2 separate regions of the Homo sapiens genome follow, and region 2 is linked to region 1. Evidence: chromatin loops called from intact Hi-C (ENCODE). Cell type or tissue: heart right ventricle. All regions are shown on one strand. Each heading gives the region's core, and the rest is flanking DNA. Links, peaks and the distances in the headings are about the cores only.

The links. A loop is a pair of places that touch in the nucleus more often than their neighbours do. Peaks named below come from ENCODE experiments on the same cell type or tissue, not always from the same donor. Only the 100,000 strongest peaks of a DNase experiment are listed, where the experiment ranks them.
Region 2: a loop joins it to region 1, with 2.0 times the contacts of the local background. A loop is called at or near these places in 2 of 110 quality-filtered maps.

The regions. Positions count from the first base shown.
Region 1 is chr6:105,373,201-105,376,129 of GRCh38, reverse strand. It overlaps PREP (prolyl endopeptidase), which reads left to right. Exons shown (of 15, transcript NM_002726.5): 4 at 1-5; 5 at 2,552-2,761. Among named protein-coding and RNA genes, the nearest start is that of PREP, 28 kb to the left of the region's middle. In heart right ventricle, for the core only: no CTCF peak of the experiment used is centred there; no DNase peak of the experiment used is centred there.
Region 2 is chr6:105,112,256-105,115,184 of GRCh38, reverse strand. The region is part of intron 7 of POPDC1 (popeye domain cAMP effector 1); the gene reads left to right. Among named protein-coding and RNA genes, the nearest start is that of POPDC1, 23 kb to the left of the region's middle. In heart right ventricle, for the core only: no CTCF peak of the experiment used is centred there; a DNase peak (open chromatin) is centred at 1,589; H3K27ac peaks cover 1,058 bases.

The sequences.
Region 1 (2,929 bases), core at 161-2,660:
CCGAGGTAAGTGCTACACAGAGAGGCCCGTGGAACTCCTAAGACCCTCACTTGGAGCTCTGAAGTTAGTGCAGTTGCTTTACCTCTGAAATGCCAGGCAGGGTGTGGACCATATTGTGGAACAGATGCACATACAATATCAGGAAAGCTAATTTTTGCACAGTATATTTAGAATACATGAATAGTCACATTCCTCTTTTCCACTCTGATGGCATGAAGCAGAACTGGAAAATAATTAACACTGGACCCAAATTAGCTTCTAGGGCTTCTGGAATCTTGACATATCATCATCATTTCCTCCAACATCCCTGAGACCTACCTGTGATTAGAAAAAAATAAGTCGTCTTCTATAAGAAGTTTAAGCTGTACAAAGATTATTCCAACTATAATATTAAACAGGAAAGAATGTTTATCAGATCAGTTTCCCTCTTGGGAAGGAGGCGATTAGAGTTTTAAAAATCTAGTTAATTGTCAACATGTTAGAATTACAAGTAAAAACACACAAATCTTGTAGAAATTGAACAGCTGGGTATCCTGTTCCCTGAAGATGGAGGTTTAAAGACTAAGTTTGTCCACAGTTGCTGTACATCTCCTACTTAACTCTGCCCCTAAGATAACCTCCTCCGTAGGCCATAGAGAAGATTATCCAAGGTTTCTGCAGTAAGCAGAGTTCTAGGGTAAGGAACTAAGTTATTCTCCAGTTCTGTATTTTAATAATTGTAAACTCTACAATGATAATGATGTTATAGATGACGTTGGCTCAGCATTTCTCCTGTAGTACCTTCTGGTTTTATAGAAAAAACCATATGATTAGTTATGGCCCTCTAGAATTGAGAAATTGAGACATTGAAGTCCTCTGTAATCAATAAGATGGGAGTTATAGAGCCCCGTTCCATCAGACCTGTGCAAAGACCCTTTTTTATACAAACACTTCTAACCATGATCCAGTCATTCGGTGGTCCACCTTCCCCTCCCTCTGAATAGGCTGTGTATATAAACAATGATCCTTTATCGAACCAGTATCGAAAATAAGACATCACCAGCTCAGATTCTTCCATGAATCTGAGCTTGTAGTTTTCAGTGAATTTAATACACTGGTTCTGTTGAAGTAACATATCCCATATAGGAATTCATTTAGTTTCCACAAGGATCTATCTTGCAGCCCATCCAGAGGGACAGGGTCTTAACTCCCACCCCGATAATGCATTCTTCTAGTGACTTCTTTATGGAATGTTTGCTATGGACAAAGCCTTGATGGGCGAGAAGCTAAATTAGGCATGAGACCTGCCTCAAACAGTCATTGAGTTTTCTAAGAGTGGTATTATAGGGAAGTTATCACAAAAGGAGTAAACATTCAGATTATTTTTGTAGTATATGATTTTTAAACATACTTTTCAAATCAAAATGTTTTATTTAAATTTTTCTGAAAATTTTCTGATATATATATATATATATATATATATATATATATATATATATATATATATATATATATATAAACAATTCAAACACTCCAGTGCTATGTAGAATAAAAGGTGAATATGTTTCTTTTTCCTATCACTTTCTAGACTCTTTTCTGCATTTACATACATATGAGCCTAGATACTTTATAGGACCTACAATGGTTAATGAGTAGGTTCTGTGAAATTTTAAACAAATGAAATTCCACGTAAAAGAATAGGAAACCTCTAATAATAGTTGAGCTTCTTAAAATTTTCATTACCCAATAACGTTTAGCAAACAGCCTAAGAGGAAATCTCTGGTGTCAGAGTCTCCAATAGGAGGTGTTGTATTGAATGCTTTACATACTTCATAATTAAAAAAGCTAATATGAAACACAAGTATTTGCCAGGAAACATTCCATAGTGATTAGAACATTCTGCCAGGGCCCTAAAGGACTGTACATGGCACGACAGTCTATAGACATGTTGCTTTTCCTTTCACAATTTCTTGTGGAATGTGCACTCCGGGCGCCTTCACTGCAAACCCTCAGGCTTTATTTACCTAGGCTTGTAATGGTCAGACAGTGTGGACATTGCACAGGTAATGCTTCAAAAATGAGGCTGTAACAAGGGATTTTAGATAATTTGGAATCAATCTCCCAAATTACCTAATGACTACAATTTAGTTCTATTATATGGTATGTGTCATAATTCAGTCATTACTCTAAAAGCAGTTTCCTTTTTCTCCTTATTCCCTTTAGAGTATAAATGAAATATGACAGAAGTCCCAGATGAGCTCTGCTTTTAACTGAACTGCCTATTGCATTATAAAAATTTCAAAATGAAAGCATTTTAGTAGGCATATAATCTAATATTTCATTTTATAGACAAATTAAGACCTGGAGAGGTTAGGAAGCTTGTCTAAGGTTATAAGGGTAATTCCTGTAAAACTTGGGCTGAGCCCCCGGGATTCCTCACTACCAGATTCCTATTCCTTTTATTGCCACATTCTACCTCCGTGTTATGAAAGAGAGCTTTGTTAGATGGCATAAAGGACCGTGGAGTTGTGTTCCGTGTTTGTCACTGGATGATTTCTCCTGTGTCCCATAGGTTATGCGTTCAGCGAAGATGGTGAATATTTTGCCTATGGTCTGAGTGCCAGTGGCTCAGACTGGGTGACAATCAAGTTCATGAAAGTTGATGGTGCCAAAGAGCTTCCAGATGTGCTTGAAAGAGTCAAGTTCAGCTGTATGGCCTGGACCCATGATGGGAAGGGAATGTTCTACAACTCATACCCTCAACAGGATGGAAAAAGTGATGGTGAGTGAAGACTTCAGATGAAGCACATTTTTCACAAAATGAAGTGTGACTTCAAGTGACTGAAAAGAGATGCTGAACCCTACATAGAGGTTGTGTGGTCCAGAACCATGTTTCCTCAAAGGATGTTGTATCAGTTGGCTTTGCTGTGTAATAGACCCCACCAAAATG
Region 2 (2,929 bases), core at 337-2,836, 260 kb after region 1:
AACCTGGGAGGCGGAGCTTGCAGTGAGTTGAGATCACGCCACTGCACTCCAGCCTGGGCGACAGAGCGAGACTCCGTCTCAAAAATAAAAAATAGTGGCTCACCAGAATACTCTAAGAGTCCACATGGTTTGATTTTTTTGCTTTGGTTTTGTTTGTTTTTGTTGCCATTTGGCTTTGTTACTTTCATGACTTTAGTTAGAGTGAAAGCCTAGACCCAGAAATGTTTTACTAAATGGTAGACAAATAAATGCTGGGTGTTCTGCTGCTGGCTGGTTATCTCAGTATGAGTGCCGTGAGTTAAAAAGTGACTGAGAAATGGATTATTCCCAAAGATGAAGGAGATCACTCAACACCCTTGTGAGCTACCTCATTCACACGCCTGCCAAGAGGCACATTTTCCGGTATTCTTCCATAGTTTAGATTGTTTCAAAACATTTTAAGTAACACAAATAACCCAGATGTTGAAAATTAGTAAGTAAAATGAGAAAAACTAAATTAAGAATTAAATACTTTAAGAATTATTCTAAGAATGATGGTATAAAAACTTTGAACAAATTCATATGAAATAGCAAAAAGGCAGACATTCTTCCATTGCATGAATTAAAAACTATTCATATTTCCAATTGTATTTTAAACCAAATTAACTTTTAAAAAATGCAAACACATTCAACAATTCTTTATGTAAATGATTTGTAACTTTGTATGCCTTTAGATAAATTATATTAGGGATTTTAAGTATTGCATAGTCAGGAGAGGCTGGAATTTACAAGGCCATATAATTGGTGTGTAGGAAAGAAAAAACTTTACTTCTTCCTTTTTAGGGTTGTTTTTTGGCTGGACCTGAGAATTAAATTGACATAAGATAGATTAACAAGAGAAAAGGATACAAATTTAATACAAGTTGTATGAGTTTGTGTTAAAAGCTCATACAGGTTTTACATGGCACAGAAGCTTTTGTAAGGAAATGAAGACCTAAAGAAGCAATTAAACAGTTTATAGTGAATTGGACAAAGAATAGTAAGTTATGAAAAGGCAACTAAATTGTGTTGGAAGACTTAAAGACGAGTTATTTTAATAAAGGCTTGTACAGAATTCTCTCTGCCTCGACATCTTGTCCTTGATGATAAGCATGTTGTTTTCCTTTTAATATTTTGGGAGATCACCTTTCATACAAGAATTTAATCTCCTGTTTTTTTTTGTTTGTTTTTGTTTTGTTTTTGTTTTTTTTGTGTGTGTGTGTGGCGGGGGGGATGGGAGTTGGTCTCACTTTGTCACCCAGACTGGAGTACATTGGTACAATTACAGATCACTGCAGCCTTAAACTCCTGGGCTCAAGAGAACCTTGTCTCTATAAAAAAAAAAAAAATGCCAGGCATCGTGGTGCAGGCCTGTAGTTCTAGCTACTCAATAGGCTGAGGCAGGAGGATCCCACCCGCCTCGGGTGCTGGGATTTCAGGCGTGAGCCACTGCACCTGGCCTGCATAGTAACTTTTTGAAGGTATTAACTAAAGCTCACATGAAGGTCGGGTGCTGCACTTCCCTACTCTTGGGGCTCAGCCAAAGGACTAGCTGCCATCTGGGTCACTGCCATTGTAACTGCAGAAGGAAGACAGTCGTGGCAGATTCACAAGATGGCTGGCTGTTAAAGCTCCTGCTCTAAAGGAGCAAGTACCACTTCCATGCATGTTCCCTGGGCCACAGAAGTCACTTGCCAGAACCAACATCAATGGATAGATCATTTAACCCTTCTGCAGGGACTGCTCAGGAAGGGCCTAGTGAGAAACAGCAGGTGGAAAGCTGGACTGTAACACAGTCTACTACAGCGGGTGTTAGGTCATTTTATAGATGAGGAAATTGGGAATATGAGATGCTTATTCACTTGCCCCTCTTCCATGGGGGCTGGTTCTGTGATACAAACCTAGGGATCCTATCTGATTCCAGAGCTCATGCTTGGCCAGGCACAGTGCCTCACACCTGTAATCTCAGCACTTTGGGAGGTTGAAGCTGGAGGATCGCTTGAGCCCAGGAGTTCAAGACCAGCCTGGGCAACATAATGAGACCCCATCTCTACAAAAAATTAAAAAAATTATCCAGGCATGGTGATACATGCCTGTGGTCCCATCTACTTGGGAGGCTGAGGTGAGAGGATTGCTTGAGCCGGGGAAGTCAAGGTTGCAGTGAGCCATGATAGAGCCACTGCACGGAAGCCTGGGTGATAGAGTGAGACCTGTATCAAAAAAAAAAGAAAAGAAAAACAAAAGCTCATGCTTGTAGACCAGATTACCTCTGTGTTTTTTTAAATGCAAGTAACAGTTGACTAGTGTTTTTCCATATACAGGTCACCTTCACATCTGTTCTTGCATTTGAACCGACAGCTATGTGAGCTAGGCACAGGAGCTGTTATTATTTGCCTCTTTGCAGATGAGTCCACCTAGAGTTGGTGAGAAGGTAGTGACTTGCCCCAAGCCACTTTTTCTCAACTCCCACCTACTTTTCTGGGGAAACCTGTCATCTCCTGATTCCTTCCTTGTGATCAAGTAGTGCTGCAGATAGGTTTTCATAGATTGGTTAATGTAATCCATTTCAATTAAAATTTTTGCCTTATTCTTATCACTGGATTACTAGGGTTCTACTTAGGAATGTGTGAAATTATCCAATGATAATCTCCAGTGTCATTTAGCTTTTAGTTAGATTACTTCAGAATTACAAGCAGTGTCACTCCATACCAAATTAAATATACCTTATGTATTTCCTTAAACCTTTTTACATTGTTCCACCTATTCATTAACCCAAATCTAGGTCGATTTAAACATTAACATGCATACGAATATTTATAATTATTTTTCGAATCACGATCTGAACAGCATGTGCACATCGCATTCAGCCACTACACCTCAGGGCTCCCTTTCCATCTCTCTCTGTCTCTCT